Linked DNA regions of Mus musculus: regions 1, 2 and 3 are each linked to region 4. The links are chromatin contacts, found by POLR2A ChIA-PET in ENCODE. All regions are on one chromosome and are shown on one strand. Each heading gives the region's core, a stretch centred on a gene start or an enhancer-like site at or near the end of the contact. The rest is flanking DNA. Distances are from core to core; before and after follow the strand shown.

Evidence for each region. ChIA-PET counts read pairs that join two places held with the same protein, here RNA polymerase II (POLR2A).
Region 1: POLR2A ChIA-PET joins it to region 4 with 14 read pairs in Patski. The contact joins the promoter of Rexo1 here to the promoter of Mbd3 in region 4. POLR2A ChIA-PET finds 5 or more read pairs at or near these places in 3 of 5 experiments (Patski and embryonic stem cell).
Region 2: POLR2A ChIA-PET joins it to region 4 with 13 read pairs in embryonic stem cell. The contact joins the enhancer-like site here to the promoter of Mbd3 in region 4. POLR2A ChIA-PET finds 5 or more read pairs at or near these places in 4 of 5 experiments (Patski and embryonic stem cell).
Region 3: POLR2A ChIA-PET joins it to region 4 with 14 read pairs in embryonic stem cell. The contact joins the promoter of Abhd17a here to the promoter of Mbd3 in region 4. POLR2A ChIA-PET finds 5 or more read pairs at or near these places in 2 of 5 experiments (Patski and embryonic stem cell).

Annotation. Positions count from the first base shown.
Region 1 is chr10:80,560,120-80,562,819 of GRCm38, reverse strand. It overlaps Rexo1 (REX1, RNA exonuclease 1), which reads left to right and starts at 1,260. Exons shown (of 15, transcript NM_025852.3): 1 at 1,260-1,556. The coding sequence starts at 1,400.
Region 2 is chr10:80,616,956-80,619,655 of GRCm38, reverse strand. The region is part of intron 1 of Gm31298 (a long non-coding RNA gene); the gene reads left to right. Among named protein-coding and RNA genes, the nearest start is that of Gm31298, 4.4 kb to the left of the region's middle. Within about 2 kb of position 1,360, at least 1 of the 3 ENCODE cell types and tissues checked has a DNase peak (open chromatin) inside an H3K27ac peak, as active enhancers do.
Region 3 is chr10:80,589,042-80,591,741 of GRCm38, reverse strand. It overlaps Abhd17a (abhydrolase domain containing 17A), which reads left to right and starts at 1,401. Exons shown (of 5, transcript NM_145421.2): 1 at 1,401-1,567.
Region 4 is chr10:80,398,202-80,400,901 of GRCm38, reverse strand. Mbd3 (methyl-CpG binding domain protein 3) reads left to right here and starts at 1,371. Exons shown (of 7, transcript NM_001306143.1): 1 at 1,371-1,684. The coding sequence starts at 1,671.

The DNA.
Region 1 (2,700 bases), core at 11-2,510, 160 kb before region 4:
CAGAAGTCCAAGATCAGTCTAGGCTACAGTGCCAGACCCTGTCCAGACAAACAGAAAGAGGGGTTCTGGGGATGTTGCTCAGTGACTGGAGTAACTGTCTAGCAAGCACAAGGCTTTGCGTTTCATCTCCAGCACTGTGTAATGGGCAAGTCCATCCAGTCTGTGTTACATGAGACCTTACCTCAATCAAAAGCAAAACAGAAAAGCGGTTGGGGAGAGGGCTCAGTGGGTTAGAAAGCTGTGCACAGGTCTCAGGACCTGAGTTCTAATCCCCAGCACCCATTTAAAGCTGGGTATGACCAGGTGAGTGCCACCCTAGGCTTTGGGGTGGAGGCAAGCAGATGCTGGGAGCTTGCTAGCCAGCCTGCCCAGCTGAAGTACTTCAGTGAAGAAGCCTGTCTTAAAGGAAAGAAAATGGAAGACTAAACAAAGGGGTGGGAAGCTGTATGCTCCTCTAACCTCTGCATGCGGGTGCACAGTGTCGCCTCCCTCCAAACACCCCAGAACAAAGCAAAAACAAAAAAACAAAAAAACAAAAAAAAAAAAATCAAATATATTTCCAGAGTGTAGCTTAGTTGGAGTGCCCTTGTCTAGTGTATGTATCTAGGCACGGCAAAAAGAAAAAAGAAATGCCCCACTGATACCCCTCGTGGTTAGGTGACTATTTGAGCATCAATTAGGTAGGTTTCTCAGGATAGGCACCTCAGCCAATTAAGACCCTGGCTAGAGAGTTGGCTCAGTGGTGAAGAGCACTTACAGCAATTGGAGACTTGGGTTCGGTTCCCAGTACTCACATGACCGTTCATAACCATGAGTAGCTCCAATTTCTGGGTATCCAAAGCCCTTTTCTGACTTCAGCGAGAATCAGAAACACTCATGTTGCACATACATAGAATTAGAAAGTAAATCCTAAATCAAACAAAAACCCTGGCCGTGAAGCTCTCCTCGTCCTCCGGGGGGCGCACGACGGCCTTATATAGCCAAAGATTACAGCGGAGACTCGCGGTGCATTTCCAGCCAGGCGCACTCTGGACAGCCCAGGCTTCTCAGGGGCTTGAGGCTCAAGATTGCGAAGCTGCACCCGCGAAAGTCCGGTGCCGGAAGGTTCTCAGGACCAGAAGCATATAATCACGCGTTCTTTAAAGCTTCTCTTGTCCTAAGCTTCGGGTCTTCCGACGGCTACAGTTCCGCGGGAGACGACATTGTAAGCAGGCGCACTTCAGTCAGCCCTTCCCGGCGTCCCTAGCGACAGCGTCCCGGGGGCCTCTGGGGGCCTCGGGGCAAGATGGCGGCGTCGGCGGGGTCCGAAAAGCGCGAGCGGAAGCCTCCGGGGCGAGTGTGAGGAGGGGTCCCGGGGTCCCGGGTATCTCCGGGCCGGGGCCCCGCTGCGGAACGGACCATGCTACGTTCTACCGGCTTCTTCCGCTCCATCGACTGCCCATACTGGGCGGGAGCTCCCGGGGGGCCTTGCCGGCGGCCCTACTGCCACTTCCGGCACCGCGGAGCTCGGGGTCCCGGCGCTCCCGGTAGCGGCGGCGCAGCATCTCCTGCATCAGGTAAAGCCCATAGGACCGCCCTGGGTCCCACAGCCCGCCCGTGCTACATGTTTCCCTTGCTCAGCCAGACCGCGCACTGTCAGATTGCTGTCCCTCTCCTAGCTGCCATCGCGATGCTGTGCAAATGTCTAGACCTCTCTGGTCATTAAAGCATAAAGACGGTCACGACGGAGCGAGAGACCGTGCATCCCCGTCCCCAAGCTAGGGGACTTGGTGCAACTCCTCCGGTTCTTATTCTGTCCACCTTGTTCCGAACGATATATCATTCCCTCCCGTCACCACGCACGCCACCCTGTGCGCTTGTGGCATACCTTGTTTACGAACGCGACAGTTTCCTGGGATGAGTCCCCCCCCCCCCCCCACTGTCTCCAGTAGTTGGATGCACAAGGCCATAGGGGCACCTGCTGTTTGTCGAGCGGAAAACCCCCTTGCCTTGAACGGGTGTGGACTTTGAGCTTGGCAGGGAGCATGTCGCAATTAGTGTGATGACATTTTGAAGAAGGCCTCAGGGATCAGGCAGTGTGTAGGAAGTATTGTATTAGAGAAAAGACATTAAGGTTTTGTTATTTGTCTTTTGTTTGTTTTTACTGTTGTAGGCCAGGCTAGTTTTGGACCCAGGACCCTGAAGCTGCAACCTCCTAGGTTCTGGGATGGCCCTAACCGGACCCTTAGGATTCCAATTGCATTTAAAGAAGACATTGGAGAGCCTAGAGAGATGGCTCCGATTTAAGAGCACTTTCTGTTTTGGGCTGGGCCTGCTGCGTGCACACTTTTAGTCCCGTTTCTCTAGAGGCATTGCCGGGTGGACCTCTGAGTTTGAGTCCAGCCTGGTCTATATAGGAAGCCTTGTTCCAGAAATCCATAGCCAGTGAGTCCCTGTCTGAGGGGTGGGGGCCACGCTTGCTACTGTTGCAGAGGCCCTGGATTGGGTTACCAGCAGCCACATGGCTGGTTTGTAAACCCAGTTCCAAGGCACCAGCCATGTGTGGTGCAAATGCAATCACCCAGGCAAACTCTCATGTGGATGAAATTAAAAACAAAAACCTTTAAAAAGTGGCATGGCACCCAGGTATGGTGGTGCATGCCTTTAATTTCAGCATTTAGGAGGTAGAGGCAGGTGAATCTCTTTGAGTTTAAGGCCAGC
Region 2 (2,700 bases), core at 111-2,610, 220 kb before region 4:
TTTAAGATTTTATTTTGTATGTGGGGTGTGTATGTACACTTGCATGTGCCACAGCACACGTTAAGGTAATGGAGCTCATCTCCCTCTGCCTTGTGTAGGGTTTGAGTATTGAGCTCAGGTCATCCCAGCAAGCCAAGAAGTTTTTGTTTGCTTGGTGACTGTGTGTGTGTGTGTGTATACAGGATTCCACTGTGTAGTCCAGACTGACCTGACACTTTCTATGTAGTCCTGGACTCACAGAGATCCTCCTGTCTTAGCCTCCCATGTACTAGAAATAAAAGTTTGTGTGCACCACCAAGAATATATTATTTATTTATTTATTTATTTATTTATTTTTGGGTTTTTTGAGACAGGGTTTCTCTGTGTAGCCCTGGCTTTCCTAGGACTCATTTGTAGACCAGACTGGCCTTGAACTCAGAAGTCCGCCTGCCTCTGCCTCCCCAACTGCTGGGATTAAAGGCTGCACCACCACTGCCCAAGATTTTTTTATGTTTATTTTTTTTCCTTTTTTTTTTGAGACAGGGTTTCTCTGTATAGCCCTGGCTGTCCTGGAACTCACTCTGTAGACCAGGCTGGCCTCGAACTCAGAAATCCGCCTGCCTCTGCCTCCCGAGTGCTGGGATTAAAAGCATGAGCCACCATGCCTGGCTTGCTTATTTTTATTTCATGTGTATTGGTGTTTTGCCTGTGTACATGTCTGTGTAAAGGTGTTGGGTCCCCTGGGATTGGAGTTTCAGACAGTTGTTAGCTGTCCTGTGGTTGCTGGGAATTGAACCTGGGTCCTCTGGAAGAGCAGCCAGTGCAGAGCTCTCTCCAGACTCCAAGATTTTTTATTTTTTTATTTATTTATTGGTTTTTTTGAGACAGGGTTTCTCTGTATAGCCCTGGCTGACCTGGAATTCACTCTGTAGACCAGGCTGGCCTCGAACTCAGAAATCTGCCTGCCTCTGCCTCCTGAGTGCTGGGATTAAAGGTGTGAGCCACCACGCCCGGCCTTTTTTTTTTTTTTTTTAAATCAGAATCTCATGGTCTCAAACCTTGTATGTAGCAGAGTGTGACCTAGAACTCCTAATCTCCTGAGAATGTGTGCTAGGTGAGTAGGACCCGCTGAGCCCCCACCCAGACACCAGGGTAGAAAGCTCCCGCAGACCAGGTGACTTCATCACTTGCTTGTAAGTGGAGCTCTTGGTAGTTGGAGGAAGCAGAGAGAGCTCAGCTTGACAACATCCTGTCCCGAGCAAAAGGCACAGGATGCTGAGCGAGCAGATGACAGCTGCCCTCACCCTGCACTGATATTCTCGGAGACTCCGGTTACAAACGGCTTCCTCCCTCAGAGTGGCAGGATGCCCAGCTCCCCACCCCATCCCAACCATGGTAGTTTCCCTCTAAGGGGACAGGATAGTCTGGGTCATCCAGCAAGAACCGGCCTTGGAAGACTCAATGCCGTTTTTTTCTTGATGTTGCACCTGGAGCTAGAGCCCAAGCTAATTCCCAGGGATGCGTGTGGGAGCCATAGGCACTGCCCTGCCAGAGTTCACTTTGTTTTGGGGTGTGCCTGCACAAAGTCCTGGGCCTCAGCCTCATGTCTAAAAAGTGGAATTGGAATTGAGCTGCCATGTGCTTTCCTTTGGATGCCACTTGACTTGATCTTCCCTATACGTAGGAGGGAGGCCATCACTGACATACTGACTTAATTATTGATGCCTGACCTGTACGCAGAGTGGAAGAGGGCATCACTGACTGTGAGATTAACTGCTAATCTTTGCCCTGTGCAAAGAATGGAGGAAGATATTTGTCCATCAGTTGATTTGTGATGCCCACCCTGCCCATAGAATGGAAGACATTGGCTGGCAGATTGCTTGCTTAATTCTGTCCTATGCAAAGCATGGAGGAAATCATTCATTCATCAATTGATTGGTGATGTCGGCCCAGAGATTGTTAGAATGAGTGGTTGATTGGTAATGTCTGCTTTGGAGGGAAGAGACAAGTATGTTTTATCTACTTACCATCCTGAGAAAAGGTGGACTCTGGCAAGGAACCCTCCCCAATCCCCCAGATTCTGACAACAGTGTTTCTATATATAACTTTCCTCTATTTCCCCATTTTAAAGCATTCCAGTGCGTTCTAAAGATTAGAGGAACCGTCCTAAATGAAAACTCCAGGGAGAAACTTCCAAATCTCTTCCCGAGTTGAGATGAACATGTTCTGCACTGTGTCCCTAGCATCCTGTCCAGCCAGCAGATGAGGTAACAAGGACACCAGAAAGAGATGTGACTGGAATGCACCAATAAAGAACAGCTCAGTGCAGAGTGCTCCAATATACCTGTTATCCCAGCATGTAGACAGCTGAGGCAAAAGTGGAGCAGTGGCACTTGAAAGGCAAAGGCAGAAGGACTTCTGTGAATTCAAGGCCAGCCTAGTTTACAGAGTGAGTTTCAGAAGAGGCAGGGCTACACAGAGAAACCCTATCTTGACGTCCAGTACCCCCCAAAAAAAGGTGGATGCAAGACAATCAATAGTTCAAGGCCAGCCTGTGCTACAGGAGGCCTTGTTTTAAAAAAGCAAACCATCATGCCTGGTGGCACACGCCTTTAATCCCAGCACTTGGGAGGCAGAGGCAGGTGGATTTCTGAGTTCGAGGCCAGCCTGGTCTGCAGAGTGAGTTCCAGGACAGCCAGGGCTACACAGAGAAACCCTGTC
Region 3 (2,700 bases), core at 152-2,651, 190 kb before region 4:
TCAATGGTTGAGAGCATGTACAGTAGGTGGGTGCAATTCAAGGTGCATGCCTTTAATCCCAGCATTTGGTAGAGGTAGGCAGATCTCTGAGTTCAAGTCCCTGGACTAGAATGAGTTCCAGGACAACCAAGGATACAAAGAGAAAGACTACAAGAAACAAAGAACATTTACTGCTTTTGTGAAGAACCTGGGTTTGGTTCCCAGAACCCATGTAGTGGCTCACCAGCAACCCAACTGCCCATAACTCTAGTTCTTGGGAATTTGACACCCCCTCCCTGGGTACATTTGTTGTGCACACACATGAGTGCAAAGCACACATACATATAAAATAAACAGATAAAGAACACCCTCTGCCCCCTACACTCAACTCAAAACGAGGGCCAGTGAGATGGCTCAGTGGGTAAAAGACTCTTGCCAGAAAACCTGAGTTTAATCTCAGGGACTCACTCGGTAGAACAGAGAGGATTCCCACAAACTGTTTTCTGACCTCCACAGGCGCTCCATGGCGCAGTAATGTAAATACACAGACAAATAAAATTGGGTTGTAGGGTGCTGGTGAGATGATTCAGCGGGTAAGAGCATCGACTGCTCTTCCGAAGGTTCTGAGTTCAAATCCCAGCAACCATATTGTGGCTCACAACCATCCACAACGAGATCTGACGCCCTCTTCTGGAGTATCTGAACACAGTTACAGTGTACTTACATATAATAAATAAATAAACATAAAATAAAAAAAATTGGGTTGTAAAGGTGTTTTGCCTATGTGTCTGTCGGGTATCTGAAGAAGCCTGAAATGGGAGTAGATTCTCCTGGAAATGGAGTTACAGGTGGTTGAGAACCACCTTGTGGGTCCTGGGATGTGTAGTGTTCTTAAAGGGTGAACACCTCTCCAGCTCCTGTCTTGAGATCCTGAGAGAAACTCATTTTATTGCCTCTTCCAGGAATTCACGGAGGGGATGAGCAGATGGGGTGGAGGGGGAAGGCAAGGATAATTTAACCAATCAACTGGGAATGCAAATCCCATCCTCTGAACGCAGCCCTACTCCGGTCAAAGTCACACCCTATCCAGGTCCTGCCCCCAGACCATTCGGTTCCGCCTTTATTCCAGGCCCCGCCCCCAGACCGCTCTTCACCGGGCACCTTGTCGCCAGCCAAGCTTCTTCAGACCATTCACCTTCACTTCTATTGAGGCCCCGCCCCCATATAAAGCCCCGCCCGCATAACCAAGTCCCGCCTTCCATCTTGAGCCCCGCCCAGAAATCCGACTCCTCCTTCTCATGGCCCCACCTCCAGCACATGTACCGCCCTCACAACAACCTACCCAATCCGCTTCGCGGTCGCTTTGCTCCGCCCCCATAAACAGCCAGAGGCCTCCTCGCTTGCGCATTCGCCTCGCATCACTTCCGGGGGCGGTGTTAGGTCAAGCTCACTTCCGCCCGCGGCGGAGCTGCGGTGGTGGCGGTGCAGGAGGCTGGGTCGGGGTCCCCGGGGGACAGACAGACGGACGCACGGGCGGGCGGCCGGGAGCCATGGAGTGCGGCCCCCGGGCCGGCGGGCGCGGGCGGCGGTGAGTGCAGGCGGGCGGGCGCGCGCGGGCTGCGGCGGTTTATGGTGTGGGGCCGAATCGAGCGGGGGCCCTGCGTCCGAGACCTCCCTGCGCTCTCCGGGGATGGCTGTGAGACCAGCGCACCCACCGTGTCCCTGGCATCCCCATGTCCCAGTGCAGCGATCCTGGAGCAGTCGCTTAACCTCCTCAGGACACGGCTGTGTCCCCAAGAAACGCCCGGGCCAGCCGCAGACCCAGGCCACTGTCCCACACCCTCTCTGTCTACATCTGTCTGCTGACATTCACCGGCCACCTTTGCCACTCACCTGGCGTCTTCCTGCCAGCGGGGGCCCACTGCAGGCTTCCTTTCTGCAGCCCAGGACTCCTTTATGGTTCCTCATCACCCCCACGATGAAGCCCTCTTGCTGAAGCACCCTCTTGCTGAGGGTGCAGCTTGAGCAGACCCTGCTCCCCTGGGAGCCCTTGCAGTTTTTCGAATCCTCTCCTGCTGCCCGGGTTTACCTCTGCGGTCCTCTGTCACTGAGCTATTTCCTTTTTTTCACGTGTGTGCGCCCACGCAGAGGACAGCTTCCTGAAGTCAGTCCTCTCCTACCATGCTGGTCCCCTGATCCAAATCGGATTTTCAAACTTGGTAGCAAGTGCCTTTACCTGCTGAGCCACCTCCCTCAACCCTACATTCTTTGAACTCTTCAGCTCCTAGAGGGTTGCCTCCCTACTATGACTGGCCCGGTGAGGCATGCCAGAGCAGACAGTCATATGTAGGTCATCCTAGAGCCCTTACAGTAGCTTGGTTGCTTGTAACACCAGGGCCTGGTTTTATGTCTGTGATCACAATGCTTGGGCTTTGTGGCAGTGAGTGAATAATCCCGGCTTACAGTACCCAGTGGCCCCATCTGTGACATGAGGTCCCACATGCTGTCTGTCCTCTCCATATAACACTGGCAGGTCCCAGAGGCTTATGTCTTTAATGTCTTTCTTCCACAGCTTTATTTTCTCTGGCTGCCCTGCACATGGTTGTTGAGTGGAAGTGGGTCTTCCAGGTCCTGCCCCATGCAGGATGGAGAACTAGTTAACTGTAGAAGTATCTGGAATCATGACTGAGAGTTCCTCCCCATATGGCAGACTCAGGATAC
Region 4 (2,700 bases), core at 122-2,621:
GCACCTGGGAAGCAGGGGGCAGAAGGATCTCGGAGTTCAAGGCCAGGGAAAGCTACAAAGTCAGACTCTGACTCAAAAATACAAAACACTAATCCCAGCCTCCATGTCCCCCTGACCTTCTTCACTGTGATCTGATCTCTCCTCCTGATCTGGGGACCCAAATCCTAGCTCATAAAATACAGTTCCTGAGCTCCAAAAATTGCAGGCAAGACAAAGATCTTTAAATGTGTTGTGATTTCACCTCATGATCCCTTGGCAGCTCTCCTTGTCAGGGAGGGTCCCCTTTCAAAGAGAGGTCTTCCAGGTACTGTATAATGGAAGCCTGGGTGAGAAGGTAGTTGGCCTTCAGGCATGTTCCCTGGGTAAGTCTGGCTGGGCCTGAGTGGCAAAGCAGCCGACAGTACCAAGCAGGAGTAAGTGACCCCCCAGCTCCCTGTCCTCAGGGCTGCGGTAGACAAGGGGCGATAGTGCGAGTGACTCCATTCACTAACTTAGAAACCAGTTTTTGGTTTTGTTCTTCCTTCTGATGCTGGATCTAGTAAACTCCAAGCTGGTCTTGAAGTGCTTGATCCTCCTTCCTCCACTATCCCAGTGCTGAGATGGCAAGCACGTGCCACTATTCCTGGCCTGATTTTAGGGTATTGCTGTGTGGCCCAGGCTGGCCAGGAATGTTCTAAATAGGTTCGTGAGCCATCAAACTCAGGCTGGGGTGCAGCCTAACGGCAGAAAGTCTACCACGTGTAAGGTTCTGCTTTCTATTTTCAGTACTGCTGCAAAGAACAAACTTCTTAAATAGTTCTTGGTGAAGCCGGGAGTGGTGGTGCATTTCTGTCCTCGCAGTAACGCAATAGAGGCTGGGGCTGGAACAGCCGAGAGGCCAGAACGAAACGCAGAGGGAAGCAGGACTGCGTCGAAGGCCCCGAGTTGTACTCGATCTTTTTCACAAAGCCCAGGCGGGTCCCTGACAAACGCACACTGCGCAGGTGCAGCCCAGCGCGACCCCAGGACCAGGACGGCAGCTCGGGCGAAACTGCTCCAGCTTGGTACAGACCAGGTGCAGCACACACTGTGCTTCCGGAGTCTAGAGCGCAAACGCAATGGTTGTCCCACCCCGGCCACGCTGATTGGCTGTCCTTGTCTCAGAGCAGATTTATATGAGAAGTTAAGCACAGAACGAGGTTCTGAGCGCTGATTGGTCTCCATGCCCTGTGGGCGTCTCCCGCAAGGCGGGACGTAGCCAACTGTGCATTTTAAGCCGAGGAGCTGAAGTGATCTGATTGGCTTCACAGCCTTGGGGCGGGTCTTGAAGGCAAGCGAAGGCTGGGTCGGGGCCGCGGCTGCGCAGAGAGTCTGGACGGCAGTCAGACTGGTCCTGCGAGCGCGAAGGGGCGGGGCCGACTCCACGCCTGCGCAGACGAGCCCCACGCGCGGGCGGGTGGGCGGAGCGGCCCCCCTAGCGGGGGCTGTGAAGCGCGGGGAGGGGGCCGAGCGGGTGGCGAAGCCGGCGCGCGCCCGGCTGGGGGCGGAGGGCGGAGGCCCGTGGGACAGAACAGCTGCGGCGAGTGGCGGCGGCGGAGGGAGCCGAATCGGCGACGAGCCCGGGGGTCGCAACTTGCAGAAGCGGCGGCGGCGGCGGCATCGGCCACGGCGGGCGGAAAAGCCGGGGCGCAATGGAGCGGAAGAGGTGGGAGTGCCCGGCGCTCCCGCAGGGCTGGGAAAGGGAAGAAGTGCCCAGGAGGTCGGGGCTGTCGGCCGGCCACAGGGATGTCTTTTACTATAGGTGAATGAGCGCGCCGGCCGCGCAGGGCCCCAACGGGCGCCTCCCAGCGGCCTCTGCGGCGGCCTGGGCGCCCCGACTGCGGGCCGCGGTCTGGGCCGGGCGACGTGCGTCCGAGCGTGCGTCCGAGCGTGCGTCCTACGTGCCAGCTGTGGTCAGTGCGCACGCGCCGGCCATGGCTCGCCTCAGCGCGCATGCGTTGAACCCAGTGCCTTGCCTTTTGCTGATCCGCGCCACCCAGCGCTGCTGTGAGTGCGCGTGCGCCACGCCTGCAGCCAAGGCTTCAGCCTCGTGGCTTTTAGCCCGCCTGTGGCGCGGGCTTTTGTCCTCCAAGGAATCGGGGACCGTGCGCGCCGTGCGAGGGGCGCCCGGGCCTTGGCCAGACGCCGCTGGGAAGCGGGGGTGGGAGGGGGATGGGCTGACCCTTTGACCCTCGCGGGGACTTTATCATGGTTTCGGGAAGCAAGGGAACTGCCCCAGGTGGCCTGATCCCCTCACCTGCATAAATTTGGGTTTGGCTTCTTGTTCAGCAAAATGTCCCCCATTTTTATGGCGTTTCCAAAGCCCTTGCTCTTCTTGAGCGGTGGCCCCAAATGTAACATCACAGTGGCTTCTGACTAATGTGAATGTGGTTTTTGTGTGCAAGACTTTTTTATGAATAAGTCTGCTCTTTAAAAAATATTTTAAATTTTTTATTTATTTAATGCATGAGTGCTCTGCCTGCTTGAAGAGAGAGCATCAGATCACCCAATAGAAGGTTGTGAGCCACCATGTGGTTGCTAGCAATTGAACTCATGACCTCTTAGCCAACTCTCCAGCCTTTTTTTTTTTTTTTTTTTTTTTTTTTTGAGGCAGCGTCTACATAGACCATATTTGCAACCTTTTAATCAGGGCAGTGAAAGCTGTCTATCTGAATAATAGCC